2 separate regions of the Homo sapiens genome follow, and region 1 is linked to region 2. Evidence: chromatin loops called from intact Hi-C (ENCODE). Cell type or tissue: Calu3. All regions are shown on one strand. Links, peaks and the distances in the headings refer to the core of each region. The heading gives the core; the rest is flanking DNA. Region 1 overlaps NR2F2-AS1 (NR2F2 antisense RNA 1). Region 2 overlaps NR2F2-AS1 (NR2F2 antisense RNA 1).

The links. A loop is a pair of places that touch in the nucleus more often than their neighbours do. Peaks named below come from ENCODE experiments on the same cell type or tissue, not always from the same donor. Only the 100,000 strongest peaks of a DNase experiment are listed, where the experiment ranks them.
Region 1: a loop joins it to region 2, with 4 times the contacts of the local background. A loop is called at or near these places in 14 of 110 quality-filtered maps.

What each region holds. Positions count from the first base shown.
Region 1 is chr15:96,312,732-96,322,493 of GRCh38, forward strand. All of the region lies in intron 1 of NR2F2-AS1 (NR2F2 antisense RNA 1), which reads right to left. Among named protein-coding and RNA genes, the nearest start is that of NR2F2-AS1, 9.5 kb to the right of the region's middle. In Calu3, for the core only: no CTCF peak of the experiment used is centred there; DNase peaks (open chromatin) are centred at 4,680, 8,088 and 8,460.
Region 2 is chr15:96,260,673-96,270,434 of GRCh38, forward strand. All of the region lies in intron 2 of NR2F2-AS1 (NR2F2 antisense RNA 1), which reads right to left. All of the region lies in intron 1 of LOC124903584 (a long non-coding RNA gene), which reads left to right. Among named protein-coding and RNA genes, the nearest start is that of NR2F2-AS1, 62 kb to the right of the region's middle. RefSeq lists an enhancer at 7,649-8,263. In Calu3, for the core only: no CTCF peak of the experiment used is centred there; DNase peaks (open chromatin) are centred at 3,829, 4,179 and 4,479.

The DNA of each region.
Region 1 (9,762 bases), core at 884-8,883, 52 kb after region 2:
CCTCGAGGCCAAAATGTTCTTATGAAAGTTAATGCTAAGCCAGCTTCTGAGTTGGGAAAAGGGAGGTACTTGCTGATCTGAACTCTGAAGAGAAGAATGAATTAGTCATAATTTCTCAAAGATGACTATTACCTATTACAAGTCCCTAAGGGTGGCAAGGAAGGTGGTTTTGCCCAGAGACTGGGGAACATAGCTTGCAAAAAGTGTTTTCAGCCTATCTAGCAAGAGAAATCCTGACAGTTTATTCTAATGCATTGGAATTTCCAACTAACTGGTGGCACAATGGCTTCTGACTTTCTATCCCAGTAGCCCTCATTAGAACAAAGCTGCTTCGAATTAGGTCCAATCTGCATGCTGAATCAATCTTTCATCCCTTTGATTGCTTCTGAAAATATTTATATTTCTTAATAATGCACATTTTGTCTTGCAACTTCTGATTAAATCCAGACGGAGGTTCCAAAACAGGCAAGGGATATGAAAGGGTGATTTGGGACAGGAAAACAAAAATTAAAAATACAGGTTTTTCCCATTGGGGGACCATTAGAGAATATAAATCTAGCAATTTGGGTGATGGAGGCATCAGAGGAGCATTGTAATAAATACAGATCGGAGTGTTATTGTGACTTAATGGAGATGACAGAATATTCTTATTATTGTGTGATTCTTCATCGCAGCCTCCACTATGTAACTGGTGAGTTTAATAGGTTTTATGAAAAACTATTGTGAGAGAGACCTAGAAAAATTTCATATTACAGCCAATAATAACCCAATAAAAGTATCACATCATAAAATAGGGAAATGGTTATGATAGGGACATGATCAGATAATCTAAAGTATCTTTTGTTGAGCAAGGAGCATAGCGTAAGGAAGATGCTTTCAGGAGGTGAGGATTCCTGGTTTGGGGGCCAAGAGAAAGGGGTCCAGTTTCAACTGCATCACCAACCAGCTCAATGACCCTAAGTAAGTCCCCTAACCTTTACAGACCTGTTTTGTTTTTTTTCTTTTACTTGGAAAATAATGGAGGTAAGGATTTTCTTGCAAGTTTTAAATTCTATGGTTTTCTAAAGAACCATCGTTGTTTTAAGTATTCAGTGCTCTCTGGAGTCAAGAAAAAGAAAAAGGAGACTTCCTCTAATGCTGAGTGTCCTCAAGACAGTCTCCAAGAAGCGGGAGCCATGCCCTCTCACAGTGCACTGTGTCACGCGCCCCTACTCACCTCTGCATAGGTGGCTGTTGCTTCTCTGTTCCTCTTTTTTCCTCTTGGGCACCATAAGGGAGAGAAGCACACAAGTGCAATGTCCGTAGATCCATTTGACCCAACCGACTCATTTTCGAGATGAGGAAAGTAAAGGGCATAAAGGTTGAGGTCACCTACTTAGTAACTGGTAAAGCTAGAATTTAAGCCAAGGTCTCCTTATTTCCAGACCAGTGCCTATTCTGCCATGACACACTGCTGCAGAGTCTAAGGAATTTTATATTCTGAAAAGAAGTGGGGTTTCTTGTGACCCTTCAATACAATTTAAGACTTCTTGTAATTGGAAACAGGAACATAGGATAGGGCAGCAGCTTTGAATTCTGACTTCCTGGATTGGAATAATATGCCTCCACCTTACTAACAATGTGAATTTCAGGCAGGTCCTTAAACTCTGTTAAGTCTCATCCTGTTTGGTTTTCATTTTTTTTCTCTTGGATAATAGAAATAATAGCAGTAGTTACCGCAGAGAGCTGTATAGAGATTAAATAAAATAACATAAATAAATGCTTACCATAGTTCTGGTATACAGTAAATGTTAGCTGCTATTAGTATCATCATCCTCCTCTTTATTTACATAATGATGAGTGAAAAAATCCTGAAAGGAACCCAGGAGAAATAGGTTCAAATTCTGACTGTGCTCCTATTGGCTCCATGACCTCAGTTTACTCATCAGCAAAATGGGAATGCAAAATCTCTTCTTGTACAGGACTTTAGTAAAAATCAAATGAATCATGCATATGACCACATTTTTTAAACAGGTAGAGCCCTATAACAACACAATTGTTGATGGTTTTATCAAAACATAATTATCCCTAGGTTGGAAAGCCTCTGGATGCTCAGAGTTGGTTAATAAATAATAAAATGAGATCATGCCCCTGCTTTGCTTCTCAAATAAATCAACTTAAAAAAGAGATACCTAAAATACCATTAAATCACAAAAGAATAAATGCATGTCCCCAAGTATCACTGCCATCTGTTGAATTCAATTTTACTGTTCTCTACTTAAACTTGCATTTCTCTCAGAATTTGATCTTACCGGAGCATTAGAGGACTATTAGGTCACAGGGTTTAGAACAGTAAACTCACTCTCTTCTTTGCCTTCCAACTAAGAGAGAGAAAGATCTAAAAGTTAAAACACACACACACACACACACAAACATTTTATGAAATGTTAAATGATGACCTCCAAGAAGCCTTCATACCCTCTCTGAAATACTGCCAACCTTTGCAATTGACCAGCTGCTTATTGTGTATAAACTTAAAAATATATTCATTATTGAGATATAATTTTGTTTAAGCTAAAGAAGCATCAGGGGATGGGGAATTGTTTTGTACATGGGATTATTAAAGAATTGGGGCCTAAAAGTGTATGTCTATTTTAAAAAGAAATTTTCTGATTGCAGATAACTTCTCAATTTGATTTAGTGTCGAACGATAGTGATAGGGTTGATAAGTGAGCATTCATCGGTAATTCATCTTGTGCTGGTAGAAATTTACAGCAAAGCAGTGCTTTCCCAACAGTGACAAGCCCTATTAATCTTCTTCAGACACATTTCAATAGGTGTTCCCATCTGTGGCCAACATCTAAACACTCTGGCAACACTGGCGACTTGAAGACACCTTCATTTCAAGTTACACTAGTGAAAATGTGATACTAGATTGTACTCTATTTTTTAACCTAATTCTCTCTCTTCATTCAATTAGCCTTTCTTGCCTGGATTTTTCTGCTCATGTGTAACGTCATTTCCCAGGGAGAGCACTCAAAGATTTGGTTTCTTAGAGATGCACAATCTCCCCCAAGGTTAGCAACCAATAACTTTTTTTACAAATTAAAATTGCATAGATTCCAGTTCTGACAGTCATTGGCCTCTGATCCTGCATGTCCTTAGAAAGTAGAACCTGTTCGAATAAAGCCCACCTGTGCATCGAGAAGGCTGAGGAAAAGGGGAAGGCTATAGAATCCATTTGTGTTCATATTCAAAATGCACTTTACTATTCTGAACTATAATGTAAATTTCAGTGTGAGGGAATGCTGGGAAAAGGAGAGACAATTAGAAGAGGGTGGTGGAAAAGAAGCCCGTAATTCGAAATATGTTTGCCCAATATATTCAGTGCATAGGATGAAATGTCTCTCCTGTCCTTTTGCATCCATTGGAGGACCTCCTGTTAGAGCGGGAAATTAAATAATCACTTTAGCAATAGATTATTTCACTTAAATTGGCTTTATTCTACCAGCAACATGCTCTGGCTGGCTGCAAGCTCAGACTAGGTAAAAAATGTGGAGGGGTTGTTTGATTTTGGATTGCACCTAAGTGCTTTTTCTGTGACATTTTCAACCTCATAATGGGTTTGGTCTTGCAAAAAAATTGGATTTGAACAGCATTTTTCAAGTGCACTTTAGAAATCTTTCAAAAGAGAAAATTCTCTGACACATTCTTATTCAGGAAAGGTTAGATACATCTGTATAATGGATGGACTTTTTTTTAACTTCACTGAACATTTTTGTCATATGTGATCTGAATATATATGTATATATATATATACACACACACACATATGTTGGGGAGAGTGTGTACACATGCATGTGTGCCCCTATGTGTTACTGGTTTGTATGTGAATATACTTACATATAATAATATAAGCATTCTCAAAAAATGTCTCCCTTCTTCCCACAAACTGTTTTTCACAATGATCATTTGAGTTTGTTGTAGAGCTCAGTAACCTTATTGTAGGTGGCAAGTTTAAATGTGCCATATTAATAACTTGTTATCCAAGACAAATTAAGTTCTTATATGTCAAAAGCACTCGGCACTGGATTATCTACAAGACAAGTATTTATTGAATAAATGTTGAGTCCAATTTCATTTTAATGTGACTGACTGTATGTTTCAGCCTCTTAGGCAGAGATAAAAAACACTCAGACCTATAACTGTGTTGCAACATTACACCTAACTTGTCTATTTCTATTATTGTCTCTTAACTTAGAATATGGAAAGAAGGCTTTTTTTTTTTTTTTTGGTTGTTGTTGTTGTTCTGAAGAGCAAAGAGAAAGATAGAAAAACGGCTGGCATTCAGCCTAAAGAGAAATCATTGAAACAAATTAATCCTATGCTGTTTAAATTGACATGGTAATCCATCATCAGAGAAGGCAAACTCTGAAAGCAATCTAGAATCTGCCCTGCTCTTTCACTGGCCCTGGAGGCACAAAGACAGATAGTAAAGGAAGGAGGGGGGAAATCATAAAAGTTAGAAATGCCTGAGAAAAGAATAAAATTGGTGGTATCAGCTCTCACTGTCCTGCCTCTGCAAACCTCCTTTGGAAAGGAGAGGTTAACTCTCAACAGTTGCTGTCCCAACTTTCCCTCTAAGTGGTAGGTCTCTGGAGCTGAGCTCTAGTCTGCCTCCTTCTCTAGGCTGCCAGGCTGCTCACCTCAGTCTAACCATTGCCTGCCGTGTTTAAAAAGTTGACCAGCCAGGAGCTTGGCAGGACCCACAGAAACAGTTCAGTTTGCACAGAAACTTTCCCAACATGGTAAGGGGCTCCATTTATGGGGTTTAGGATTTGGGTTTCTTTTTATTTTGTTTTGTTGTTGTTTGGGGTCTTTTGGTGGGAGAGAGTGAGAGGGAGACTTTTTCTTCATTTTTTTTCCCTCCTATCTTATTTTGTACTTGACGAAAAAGCATGTTATTGTAATTTTTAAAAGAAAACTTTTGTAACGTCCATAAAAACTTAGGCAAGACATCATGCCCTGTCACTTGTCTGTCTTTTATTTTGGAGGCTTATTTTTCAAATCTCTCTGCGCTTCAAAAATCCTGCAATGTTAAAATTTGCTTTTAAATTCAAAAAGTATATAAAACTGTAAAACTGAAGTGTCCCATCTTAGAAGATAGTTAAGGTTTTAAAAATAAAAAAATTTTAAAAACTTATTAAGAGCTCCACTGTTCAAACACACTGAATCCTAAGAATTGTTTTTTCTCTTGAGCTTAATTTATGTAATGTTTATGTGTTTTGTTTTTTAGGGGAGGAGACATTTTACAGAACATACCTTTCTCATTATTGCCTGGACATACCAATTTGAACACAAAAGTGAATATTATTTTTTCAATTTAATAATGCATTCGACTATAAAGGCGAGACAATTTGAAAATATTTTTAACTTCAAAAATTCACTCTGTTAACAATAGACAGTATGTGAAGACAAAAACCCAAATATCTTTGTACCAAAAGCAAAAAGGCAGAAGGATATGAATGTAAACCCTACCCAACAACTGCCCTATTTTAATTTATCTAGGATAGTGTTTCTTCTAGTTTATTTTAAAAACCTTAGCATGCTACTGAAACTTCAGAATAAACATCACACCTCTTTTCTATAATTAGAATTTTTATTCACTGATTTTAAAAAGGGAGTGAATAATTCTTGTATACTGACTAATGCTTTTTAAAATACGTAAGCATAAAAGACAAATTAAAGGCATTTCCAGGGTAAATAGGAAAGGAGGGTTAAAGACTCATATTAAATATTCATTCATCCACAGCCATGTCAGTTGCAATTTTAAGAGTTGTTAGGAAAGAAGAACAGGTTTAGTTGTTTGTTTTTAATAGAACCTGGGGGGTTGAAATAGTAGCTCTTCAATAACTGAACATTCAAATTGCAATTCCTGAAAAAGATTTGATACTTTTGAATTTGTTTTCAATTTATATACAGTGTAGACTTTAGCAAAATAGTATCTAATTTTAAAAGCCATTAAATTAACCAAAATCACATGTAAGAAAATCAATGAGTAAATAGGCATAAGTCTTTATCACTCAGAGGAGGCTAAGAAGAAAAGTATCTTTAAAATCCTCACTACTTAAATATCACAATAGTAGCATCTTTTTAATTACTTGGTAATGTGGCAACAAAGTATATGCAAAGAAATTGCAACATACCTTTAGAAGTAAATAAGTTATTAACATACATTCTACACAGAAATAGGCTTCCCCAATTTTGCTATCTTCTTCTCCCTGACGGTGATGTGATGTGGTTCTGCCAAGAAATAACCAATGTGACATTTTTCACTGAATTCAATATTCCCTTCCTTTAATGTTCTCAGTTTTGCTTTAAACTATTTAAAGTGACTTCCTCTCAATCCATTTACCTCAGTCAAGTACATAGAAATCTCCTAGATAAGGTTGATTAATTTATTATGAATTATAATAGATGGATAGGAAAAGTATCTTTCTCTACCTTGTATTCAAACTAAAAAGAAAAGTATAAATTTTATTTAAACAATACACTTTGTAAATTCTCAAGCTAATACATCCTATGGTCAAGAAGCTGAATATGAAGTTAAACAGTCTTCTCTTAATTTTACACAGAAGTTCTTTATTTATTTTTAAGATGCACCTTCAACTTTTCAAGAAATCAGCCTTTTAAGAGGAGAAATGAGGTTGTAATTAATTTGTGCATGTTTCCCTATTATGACAGTATGTCTGTCTCTGTCCACCTACTTACTCCTTTATATTGAAACTGTCCCCCCCCCAAAAAAAACCTTATAAAAACCAATAGAATGGAAATCGCTCCTTAAACTATTTTTCTCCAACTGCAATTCACCTTGAGTTTGTGTTTTAAGAAAATTAAATTAGATCCCTTTTGTTGTTCTGCTTGTATTTTCTTTGAGTACTACTGATGCAGCTAATTAACCATATTAATTTATCTGGGTATTTGCCTTACTAACACCTTCACATTTAAATGACTGGCACTTGATATCATTTGATTAATGCTTTTTTTTACATACCAAAAATTAACTGTCATTTAAAAGATTTCATTACCAGACTCTTGAGAAAGAGAAAAATATAGAACCAGACAATAATTCCTCACTCTGTCCACTACTAAGTATGAGCTGATGTCCACATGGCTTTAGATGTCTTTGGAACTTTCTCAGCAGGATTTGCCTTACAATATAATATTAGCATTAAAAGCATGTATAGCCCACATCACACTTGGTTAAATGGGCAGAGAGCCCCCTTATGCCATCATCTCTAGCTATAGCCTGTTCTCCTTTAATTCTTCAATCCATTGAAAAGTAAAATAGAATGAGTAGCATATCCCTGAATTTTTAAATATTTAGGCAAAAGATGCTCACCTTTTATTTAAATGCCTTGCCAAAGCTACCAAACTGCAAAACTGATGGCTTTACTTTGAAGTGTCTTTCTGTGATTTTGCAAGCCACGGTAGCTCTACCATAGCTAAGTTGCTTCAGCTTGTATTTCAACAATGGTGGTTCTAAGGAGCTCATTCAAAACTCTTTTTTGTACTGCCTTCTGCCTTTTTGCCAGTACACATGAGTGACAGCCTCTATCTAGTGCCTGAGTATATGAACCTTTAATCCATCAAGGAACTTCTAACACCATCAGAATATACACACCCACGTGCATACACCTTCCTGCAGCCACCAGGTTTGAAACCAGCAGAATATATTTTTCTAATCTCACCCAGATTTTATGGCTATAATGTGGCTACTGACAAGATTCTAAAATTAGCTTTTATTTAAATAAACCATGTAATTTTTTTTTAGTTTTTTTTTTTTTTTTTTTTAGTTTTTAAAACTCTCTGCCACGGCAATCTACTGCTGTAGACATGGTTAGAAATATTTTTTAAATGGACTAGACGGTCAGTTAAATACAAGAAAATATTTCACTATATTATATTTTCTTATTCCCTAAAGTCCATCTCCATGGAGTGTGCTGCGGGTGATGGATGAGACTGTTGTCTATCTGAATGGAAACCTGCTTTCATAGGAAGGGTGGAGGTGGGAGAGGACCAGTGAAGGGCAGAGCTCTAAAATTCTGGCAACTAGAGTGAATATACCCTTTCCTCCTTTCATCCTTCTTCCTTTGCTCCCTCCCTCCCTCGCTTCCTTTTTGCTACGTCTCTTTTTGGTAGATCACTGTAGTTAACCTTCGTTCTGGCCAAGACCAAGAAGGGTTAATGGACACCCGGCTCCTGACACCTTCCAGGTCAGCTTGGCTTGCGAACTTCCAACGCAGGAATTGGAGGATTACCGGGGAAGGAATGCGAGGTACCCGATAGCCTCACACCTGAACACGGTCGCTTCAATCCACTGGGATTCATTTAAAAAAAAAAAAAAAAGAAATTCTCTTCTGGAAAATGGTTAATTGGATCTGCAGCTACATTTCCTGTTGCACCGAAGAGCCAAGCAGGGCAGCCTGGATTGGATCCCTCAAGCTGCCAAGAAAATCGAGCAATTGGGGGGTGGTGGTGGGGGGGGGGTGAACCTTTCTAAATAAATAAACAAACGTAGGTAGCTATCAGTTGCTTTAGGGAGCGCAGATATTTAGGAAAAGGCCAGGAGCGGGAAAAGGAAGAAGAAACGAAAAAGATTCTCCCCTTTTCTTACCTTTTGCCCCTCCTTTCCCCTCCCGAAATTTGCGCCTACTTGATTATTTGCAGCTGTTTCGAACCTCAAGGTTTGTTCACAGTAGCGAGAGAGACTTGCGCTTGGAGAAGTGAAAAGCCATTTTCGCGCCAGGGCTTCGCTGCTTGAGTTTGGGGGTTTTGCTCTCCCTCCCAGCAAACTCCCCTCAAAGCCTTGCTAACTTCGTCAAGCCCTGCCAGCCTTTACTCCTTGGCCACTTGGGTTCGCAGTACCCAGCCAAGGGCCCCGGGCGGGTTTCCATCGCTGGGGGTGGCCTGGTACCCCCAAAGCTGAGTTCCCGCCTAGGAGAGGACGCTGACGTCCTGGGGCTTCCTCGGTGCCTGTCACCCAGCCCCCTGCCTTCCTCCTCGGCCTCAGATGTCGTCCCACCTGCCCACGAGCAGGGAACCTGGAACCCACTCTCCCGGCAGTCCCCAGCGGGTTCCGCCACCCGGCGGCCGCCCCTGACACCGAGTGGGTGGGAGGAAGAGGCAGCTGGCGGGGATGGGCCATTGAGACCTCTTGAAAAATATTAAAAGACAGGATGGGTAGAGATTTCTCCGGGAGAAAGTTCGAGGGTGCATCGGGTCGCGGCTGGGAGGAGTACCCGAAATGCCAGCAGGAGAAATGCAACCTGTTTAGGCCACACCTTCAATCCCCGAGGCTGTCTGGAGAGACTGCGTGCGGGGGACTTGCCGGCGTTCCCACACCGCGCCTGCAATCCACTCCCGCGGCTGCCTGGCCTCTGCCACTCGCGGCTTGAAGCCAGTGGCTCTCAAGCCCTCGGCCCCGCGGCGGCCCGCGCAGCCTTCACCCGGCGCCGGCACCACGAAGCCTGGCCGCAGTGGACTCCCCGCAGCTCGCTGCGCCCTGGCGTCTCCCGTCGAGGAGGGAGGGACGGAGGCCTGAGCCGGGAGCTCCCTGGCGGTGGTCGGGCCGCCCCCCTTGAGGCCTGCTCCCCCCTCTCGGCCTCGCCAAATCCCTGAAAGCCCAGTCCCCCTTCGTCACCCCGGGGGCTTCTAATCACTCGGTATCGATTTCCCTAACTCTTTTCATCCTGTTGAAGACACATCTTAAAACACTCCAGC
Region 2 (9,762 bases), core at 794-8,793:
GACTCTGTTCAATAAAATGATGGGGCCCCCACAAGTTAGGTAGTGTAGCAAAATAAACATCAATGGCATGCCACCAAACTGCCAACACAGGCAAATACTTGCATATGTCATATTTAAAAGGCAGAGTGAAACATCAGGAGGCTGAGATGAGGTCCAGGAATGGAGCCGATTTAAAATCAGAACTGAAGAATGTAGGCCAGGTGCGGTGGCTCACGCCTGTAACCCCAGCATTTTAGGAGGCCAGGGCGGGTGGATCACGAAGTCAGGAGTTCAAAACCAGCCTGGCCAAGATGGTGAAACCCCGTCTCTACTAAAAATACAAAAATTAGCCGGGTGTGGTGGTGTGCGCCTGTAGTTCCAGTACTCGGGAGGCTGAGGCAGGAGAATTGCTTGAACCCGGGAGGCGGAGGTTGCAGTGAGCCAAGATCATGCCACTGCACTCCAGCCTGGGCTACAGAGTGAGACTCCATCTCAAAAAAAAAAAAAAAAAAGAGGAATCTAGACTGGAGTTTATTCACTGGAATATTTTTCTAGGTTCAAAAATCAGTGGTAGCAAATTATTTTCTAAATTAGAAAGTATATCTGCAATACTTTCATATCAGTTCCCATTTAGAGGACAAGGTAGAGCTAATGCAGTTTTAATACAGTTTAGCAGTTAATGATTATTGGCAAAATCATCTTTTGCTCCCTTAGGACTTTTTCACTTAAAAACTTGATGGTGTTTGGGGTAAAATGTCGTAAGAGACATTCTAGCACATGACAGAAAAGAAAATATTAACTCACTATGTAGCCAAGAGATGGATTAATCTTCCAAGCAATTCAAAAAGAGAATTGGAACATGAACTCTAAAAAACAGTTCAAGTATCCTGAAAACTGCTAAAATAGCTCTGTTTGGTGAATCTCAGGTATTTTGGTCGCATTGCTTCAACTCCTTAATTCAGAAGTTAAGTTTTAATGTGAGTCATTTCAGTTTTCATGTATTTAAAAGTCATAACCACTGAAACAGTTTTTACAAAAATACTTCTTTGAGCCTAATGTTGAACACAGTCTGCACTGCTGAGCATGTGAGAGTCACTCTGGGAAAAGGGTGTTTAATGAATAACTTTACAGTAAAAGGCCTTGAAAACTTACTCTAAACATTAGACCCGTGCTTTCTTTCTGAAATACATTAACAGCCTCCAGAAGCCTCATAGATGCTGGCAAGCCCTTTTAGGCAGACTTTTGAAGTCCCTGACATTTGTGTGCAGGGAAAGGTGCCTGCCCGCTCTCCACCCCGCCCCCAGCCCCTCCCCCACCCAGGCAGTGTTTGGAGATGCTGTTGACTTAAGAGTTTTGCTGGAAAGAAAGATTGATAAAGCAAAGCAATCGGAGTTATTTTCTATGCATGAAATTGATTAAATGCTTCACTAAATGGCTTATAAATTTGCTTCTCATATTTCTGTCACCCACTGAAAAGATTACAGAAACTCCGCATATAGCTATGTTGTATACAATACCAAATTACAAAAGGTTGTAAAAACTAATGTTTTGTTTAAAGTTTTGAGCAGGACCATATGCCTTCAGTGACCTTGAGTAAGCTATTTTAATTCAAAACATTTCAAAGAATATAAAGGGGAGAAATATTCAACTACATAACAAACCAGACCAGTGGTGGGTAGATCTCCGTTAACTGTGTTGAACTTCTGCTCTTTTCTACGAGGGTGTAGAGTGAATCCCATCATACAAACGCCTTATGTCTGGAAAGCTTGGAAGCACATGTGGTGTCAATGGGGATATATTTACAAAGGAGATGAAAAAAGGGCTTTAGGACCTCCCAAAGTTGAACCTGCTCTATTATTTTTAGTTGAGAGACACATCCTAATGAGTTCTGAGTCTAGCAGAGACTTGTAAAACTATGTAGAAAAGGTGACAAATATTAACAAGGGTGGTGGGGTTGTTTTATTTTGGAGGAATTTTTGTTTGCTTGTTTTTAATCTTTACACGTCTTTCAAATGTCAGCTAAGTTCTATTCTTTCTACCATGTGACAATTTCTTCTAACTATTGTGTAACAGTTGGAAGGGATGTTAGCATAGAGACGATTTATAAGCAAGCAGGTGACCTGCAGATGCTATGGGGAAACTAGCCCTTTTCTTAACATGGCCTTAAAAGTACCTGCCCTGCTACAGGAAAAATGATATTCTTTTACAACATTTATAAGACATCATGTCCTCAGCAAGAATTAACATTTGGCATTAACGAACGCACAGTTCTGGCCATAACTTCAAGAAAAGAAATTTTACAACCAGTAATGTGCTTAAATCCTTCCTGACCTGCCCTCTGTAATACATATCCCCAACCTTTCACCTTCAGAAATAGCCAGTACGGGGACAAAGATGGCTACCACAGCTATGGCCATCTGGAGCCCCGTGAGCTAGAAAAGACGGGGGAAGTACTGTCAATGGAGGGGGCAGAAGTACTTTCTAACATCAGACCCAGCCCAATGCCCGTCTGCTTATGCAGCCAGTTTCTGGGTATAGGCAAGTATTGCACTGGAATTATCCCTCATATATGAAAACACAATGTAATCTCACTTAGCAAAACCCAGGTTTCTTTCTTTTTTTATGAGTACCTGTTCTGGGAGATATGCCAAAAATTCAGGGATAATTTAACCAAACCATCAACAACTGGACAACTTATTTAACTCTTTGGTGAGTGTTACATGAACCTTTTTGCTGGCGTCAAGCCACCACATAATGAATCCTGACGCCAGACACAGAGGGTTTGATACATTAGAATAAAGGAAGAGGTTCCTTACTATACAATATATAAAAGAACTAGCTTCTACCAACAGGTTGTTGCCATCTTAGAAAATAGGAATCTGTGTCTCCTGAAAGTCTATTCCTTGAACACCAATGCTACAAGCTTATCCTTTATAAAACGGTTTGGGTAATCAGATCTATTGAAGATCAAATGTCCTGGGGATTCACAGTGCATAGTAATGTGCTGGAGGCTTTGGGGGCCCTGCTGCAAACAATCATATTTAACTCAGGTTAATCTACTGTTTCTCACTTGACCCCGGACATTTTTTTAAATCAATGTTTTGAGACATGAAATTACTATTTCAAACGTCTTCTGGAGAACACTGATTTAAATCTACTGCATGGCTGACAAACGAGTCCACCTCTTTTGAAAGCTGAGCAAGCCCCTTTAGGAGGACCCTTGGCTGAATAAAGGAAGTCTCAACCCAACTGCAAGAAGGTCTTCGCCATTCCTCTTCTGAGGATATGCTGACCTTGGGCCGTGCATATTCTCTTCTTCTAATTAAGACACGTTGCATGTTCTGTGGCTACCAAAGACGAAAACAGTAGACCTCACCAATTGCCCATGGGTTTCACAAGTGGCACTGGTTACCTACATAAATATTTGTCATACATCAAATAAATGCTTCACGTACATTGATTTTTCTTATGGACTCCTTTTCTTTTAAGATTATGTACAAATCCACTCTCTCTTTCCACTTCAAATAATAGACAAAAGCTATGTTTATTCTTCCTATTCTATAACCAAAGTCACTCATACATCAAGATCATTCAAGAAAGCCTAGCAGTATGCAAGTGAATGAGAGTGGCATGACTGTGAAGATAATCTTGGATCTACTCTAATTTAATTTTTTTAAGTAAATCATTTGCAAACTCCAGCACTCTAACTAGTACAAGTAACAAATTACCCATGAGGAGCCTCAGAGGCTACAGGTGACAGAGCTGTGTTGCAACACCTTGGCAAGGATCTTTGTACTACAGCCTTGGTTCTCAAACTGTACAGTGCATCAGAATCACCTGAGGGCTGTGTTAAAACACAGATCTCTAGGCCCCACCCCTAGTGAGTTTCAGTTTCAGTGGGTTTAGGGAGGGGCCCAAGAATGTGCATTTGCAACAGGCTCCCAGGTGATAGGGATGCAGCTGCTCTGGCTGGGGGACAGCACTTTGGGAATTACAACTGTACAGCAGTTCCCTAATGCTCCCGATCAGGATTACCTGGAAACTTTGTTAAAAACACTAAGTCTCACCCTTAGCCCCAGACTCCTGAGATGGACTCTCTAAGAAGGAAAGTCAGGAATCTGTATTTTTAATAAACTCCCCAGGGGATTCAAATCATCCAGCTCTGGACTACTTCAGCCTGAGAAGAGGGGCTTGCCTTTTAGATCTGGGCCTGACGTCTTGAACCTTTGCCGGCCTCTGGGCACACGGACTCTCCCTGCTAGAGGCCCCTTCAAAGTGCAAGCAGGCTGAAGACACGTGAATGCCTCCTCCAATAACTTGTCCAGTAATTGGTATATTGATTGCTAATGTCATCATGTTTTAGTATATATAAACCCCTCACTCTATTACACAGCCCCCAACAATCCAAAAAGTCATTGTTTATTCATTGTGACTCCCAAACTGGCCCTTGTCAGCTCCTGCTGGAGAGCTTGCTGATAAAAATCAGCAGATGATTGGACGCACACATTCTTAACATGACTGACCCATGACATCTCAGAGGGCAGCTCGAGAGCCTGTCATTACAGTACAATACATTTCTTTCTTCTTTCTTATCTAGCCCAGATGACTTCGAGATTTTTATTAACTCATTAATGACTGAAGATGTCATTAGAACCAGTGGGAAGGGTTATTTTTCTGTCTCTCTCTCTCTCTCTTTTTTTTTTTTAAGTGGGAATAAGTGTGCAATTTGCTGGGAAAGGGGGAGGGGCTCATTGATGAAACAGCTAAGACAAACCTAAGTGGAGAGACCCTTGGACTTTATTAGAATCTGAAATTTGATTGACGGGTCCTGGACCTGAAAATCTGCAGACAGAAATACAAAGTTGCTTCAGAAACATGTTGGGAAGAATGGGACAATTTGATCAAGGAAATAGCGACCCATAAAATTCAGTAATTTTTATTGTGTTGTGGACTCAATCTTTCCAACATAACAGCTAAACAAACAAACAAAAACGTCAGAGTAAAGCTACTGAAACCTCTAAATGTTTCTTAACCTACACGTTCATTAAATCATATCTTGTTTCTGCGTGCCTTTAATTTTCACATCTGCAAAATTGCTTTTAGAAATCAAATTAGATCTTTTGAAGGCACTTAAATTGCAACAACCTTATGTTTTTTTATATACTCTTGGGTTTCAGCCTTTTCATCTGGGTTGTGTGTCCAATTAATGGGATATCTCAAGGAAGCACTAATCATTTTGAAAACTTAAGAATATAAAAAGCAAGCAGACTATTTTCATTATAACTGATTGGATTGAGAATAAGCTACAGAGGAAATGTTCAATAATTATGATAACTTTTTTGGAGGAGATCACAAAAGAATGTCAGTCACAGAAGGTGCTTTTCATTGTGACAAAGGCTTTCAAGTCCAGTTTCAGTAGATTCCTCTTCGGGGTTCAGCCTCAGGCATGTCAGAAGGCTGCTCTGAGAGTGGGTTTTACACTGATTTTTATCAGCCCCAGATAATTCACTTGGCAAAGAAAACATCTATTACTAGATGTATCTCATATGTTACTGAATGTTTACTAAATTTTACTACTGTCAAAACACATTGTAAATGAACAGACCCTCAGAAGAACGAGGGAAATCTATTCCTCAGAAGAGAAAATGGTTGTCTGAGGACCTACAAAGATTTTTGCCCAAGGAAATTAATGCCAGTAAACTATGACCAAGATTTAAATATGCTTTCAGCCAAGTTTTATGCTTAAATCACCTAATTACATCTTTCTTTCTTTATTTGCCTGGTGGAGAATTATATTCATTACATGTTATGGTAAACAGAATAATTAGTTAATATTTACGGATTAATTAAATACAATCATTTTATCTAATTCAGTAATAACGGTGCTGAATTTTATTTTTCACATTTCTGAACATGATGCCAAACACCCAGATGAAACCTAGGAGGAGAAAAGAGTCAAAAATCCAGATGTTATTAAAGATCCAGATGTATGGTATCAAGTAAACAGAACATCAAGGATTTTTACTTTTCTTTTTTCCATTTTCATCCAGATGTTTGGTGTCGTATAGACAAAGTCTTAATCTGTTCAGTCACAATCACAGCGTTATTTAATATCATTTGCCAATATTTCACTCCCTTCTTCACAAAATGATCTCTAAAAATCCTATGTAATGCATTCACGAGGAAAACAAGGATATTTTCTTCAGAAACAAAAATATAATGCCCAGTGGATTCATAAGACCAGATTACCATCCAGGATGGTGCCCAAGTCTCTATGTTGAAAAACATTTCATATCTGCATTTTTAAATGATGAAAGTTAATTCACCTTAAATGGTTGGAATGGAAACTTAATTTTAATTGACATGCACATGCGAATTTCAGTCCTAGTAGGTAGCTTTGGAGAATAACAGGCTCTCAAGTGTAAATGATGGTCATCTTTTCAATGGGATCCTTTCCCAATTCATTCACTTATCATTAAATCCTAAAAGAGATTACCCGCCATTTTAAGAATAATTTCTGCTTTGCAACTTTGGGTACCTTAAAGCACTGACCCAGGGACTTAAGAACTTGATGCTGAGCCCCAGCATCTCATTTTTCTGTGTGACCTTGAGCCAGTCACTTAACGTCTGAGCCCCAATTTTCTCTTCCTTAAAAAAAAAAAAAATTAAATAATAGACCTGATTCTAGTGAACCCAAGGATCTAAAAACAAGAACCTGGGGAGGGCAAAATCCTTTATGAATATAAAATTATCAGTAATACACGGACTATTTTGAGTTTTACATATCATTATTACATGAATAGTATTACTGTGTAAAAGTGTCATTACTATTAAAATGAAATCCAAGAGGGCACAGTAGAGACAGTCATGCTAACAAGACCTGGTCAGCTATTTACCATTTACAAATTAAATACAGGAATGACTATAATCCCTGGATGTGCAAAGCAATACCAGATTCTACTTCCTTGTGCTGCCGTGTTTCACCACGCTAAATCCGAGAAATAGTTTGAGTGCTACCCTTTTCATGGTACTAAACGGACTAATCATAAGGCATACTGTATCTCTGATTACAATAGGACACTTCTGCCAATCTAGGACCCTATGCTTGGCTGACTGGTGGACTTAATTTTGACAGACAAATGCACCCTCCTCCCTCCTGGCCAATGGCAAAGACTCAAGCCTTTGCATAGAGCAAATTGTTGCTGCTGAATATTCAAACAGATCTCATGGTTTCCATCATGGGAGATTGCTTCCACTTTTTTTTTCTGTTAGTAAAATGTACATCCTAGGAAGTTATCATCAAAGAACAAGCTTTTTGCTAACATTCCTCTGCACAGTATAAGAGGGTTTCTAAGTGAGAAATCAACTCAAGCACTTGTAAAATGCTAAGCACTAAAAATCTCTGAAACACTTTAGTCTTACACTTTTCTGTAATGGTGCCGAGATTTTGGGAAGAGACATAGAAACTTTTGAGCTGTGCGTTTAAGATATTAAAAGATTCTGGAAGTACAACAAAGGGAATAAAATAAATGAAAGGAAGATCACTTCATTAATTTTAACTTTAAAAAAAATCTGCAGTGTCAAGATGCTACAGTCAAAAAACAAAAACAAAAACTCACACATCAAGAAATTTCTTTCAAAGTTTAGCCCAACTGTTTGCTCAATTATATGACTATAGAGAAAACGGGATGAATAATCAAGTTTTAGTTCTTCAACTTTGAAGGCACAAATCGCTCATTAGCATGTTGCTCTGTTTGATGCAACTTATTTTGAAGAGCCAGAAATCAATACAAAAGGAAACAATAATAATAAAAGGAAAGATTTCTACTGTCATAATAGGGAAAGGTGTGTGAGCTGGAAGAAAGTACAGTACAGAAGCCCATGACAAGTCATGATAAATGGGTCGTTATAAAATTCACGTTTAGGCAGCACCAGGCCGCGGATAATGCCATTCGTCATGGCAACACGAGGCCGCTAATGAGCCCTCATTGCATATTCATGTTTGTGGCGTTTCTTCCCTCCCACCCTGAACTAGTGCCTGCAGATATCTCCACCTCAAGCTGACGCTCAGCTTAGGTCTTCTTCTTCTTCTTCTCTCTCTCTCTCTCTTTTTTTTTTTTATTTGTTATGTTGCAGCAATTACACTGTAAAAGTGCTGCCCAAGATTGATTGCTCTGATCTGTAGTTCAATTGTAAATTAGAATACACATCCCCCCAGGGACACACGGCCCCTATTTGTGATTAAGAAAAAAGCCCCATAATAGACTAATAGCTAAAGTTCTCTCTCTTTTACTTTCAGGCAATTAGCTTGATGAAATGGCCTCTTTTTGTGTACCCTGGAAGTGTAAACCGATATCATAATGAAGTATATGATGTTTATTCTATTATTTTCACCTTGCTGGATATGCAGGAATGCATAAGTAATGGCTGCTTTGTCTAGTACGTTTACTGATTCACAAGTAAACTATTTCTTAAAGATGCAGTGTACGCTTTCTGAGGCTTGAGTTAAGCAACTCCTAACTGTGGATTAACCTTCACGCAAATGTCTACTGCAGGGGAGGAAAACGAATCCCCTAGGTTGGGGGAGAGCATGATGCTGATATTCAAGAGGCCTCCAGCCACTGGGGCAGCTCTGGGATGGATGTAGTGACAAAGTGCAAGTGCCAGCACTCAGGATCACTGAAGACACCAGGGTACTTTGGAAAAGTGTCCTATAGTGATTTTAGGCCCAAAGAGACTCCACCTGACTACAGTGTACCCTTCATCTCCCCCAGTGACTTGTGGAAGACCAACTCGCTCTCGGCTGTAGGGTGGCTGAAGCTCTTCCTACACAATGGTTATACAGTCTTTTTTTTAATTATTATTGGATTGCACCCTTGCGCCCACCCCCCGGGAAAAAATAAGTCTTGCCAAAACGTTGGCAAGAAAATATTCTTCAGCTTCCTACATGCACCAGCTGACACAGAGCCAATGAATCCACTTGCAGTTGGTGCATTATCAAAGCTATTTGTGTTCTTCCTATGCAATATTTCAATATATGTTTTGTTTTCATCCATGAGGATCTCAAAATTAGAGAAAAAAAAAGGGTGTCCTACATGAGAAGATAGAAAAAAAATAGAAAAGAAGAAATAGAAGAAAAAAAAAAGAAAAACAAAAATCTATCTTGCTCTAAAGCGTTTTATGGTGGGTAACTTACCAAGATGTTAATTACTGCTTCAATTCTACATTCCAATTGCCCCCGTTCATCCATAACCCAGTTTGTTTCACCTCTCAAACCCTTCCTAGGTTTGTGTTGTCTAAACAAATCCATCCTTCTCTTCTTTAATATGGATCCAATTTGAGTTTCTAGAAAATATAAGGAAATCACTTTTACGGCAAAGGATCTCAATAATTTTTAATGCTGAGTTTGATGTGCACTTTTAGATGTCTTACATTTTGAAATTAATATGTGAGATAGTTGTTTGTCACATATAAAATGTGCTTGCCTTTCCTCCAGTTACGTAGCTCCTTCTTGATTAAATAAAACATTTTGGGGAAAGTTTGTTACTATTTTCTGGAAAGTAATTCTATTGTCACATAATTTCCAAAAATACTGCAAAGTGAGTTACCAAGAAATATTTCATGAAAATTTGCTTTATGCCTTCTTTTCTAAAAATCAAAAGTTTTTATCAATCTTTATTTGGGGGGTTGACTTTCTCTTTAATTTGTACAACATTGAACTGCCTTCTAAACTATAAGCCTGCAACACAATAAGTGTAAATTTTCACTGCTCTCAGAAACTTT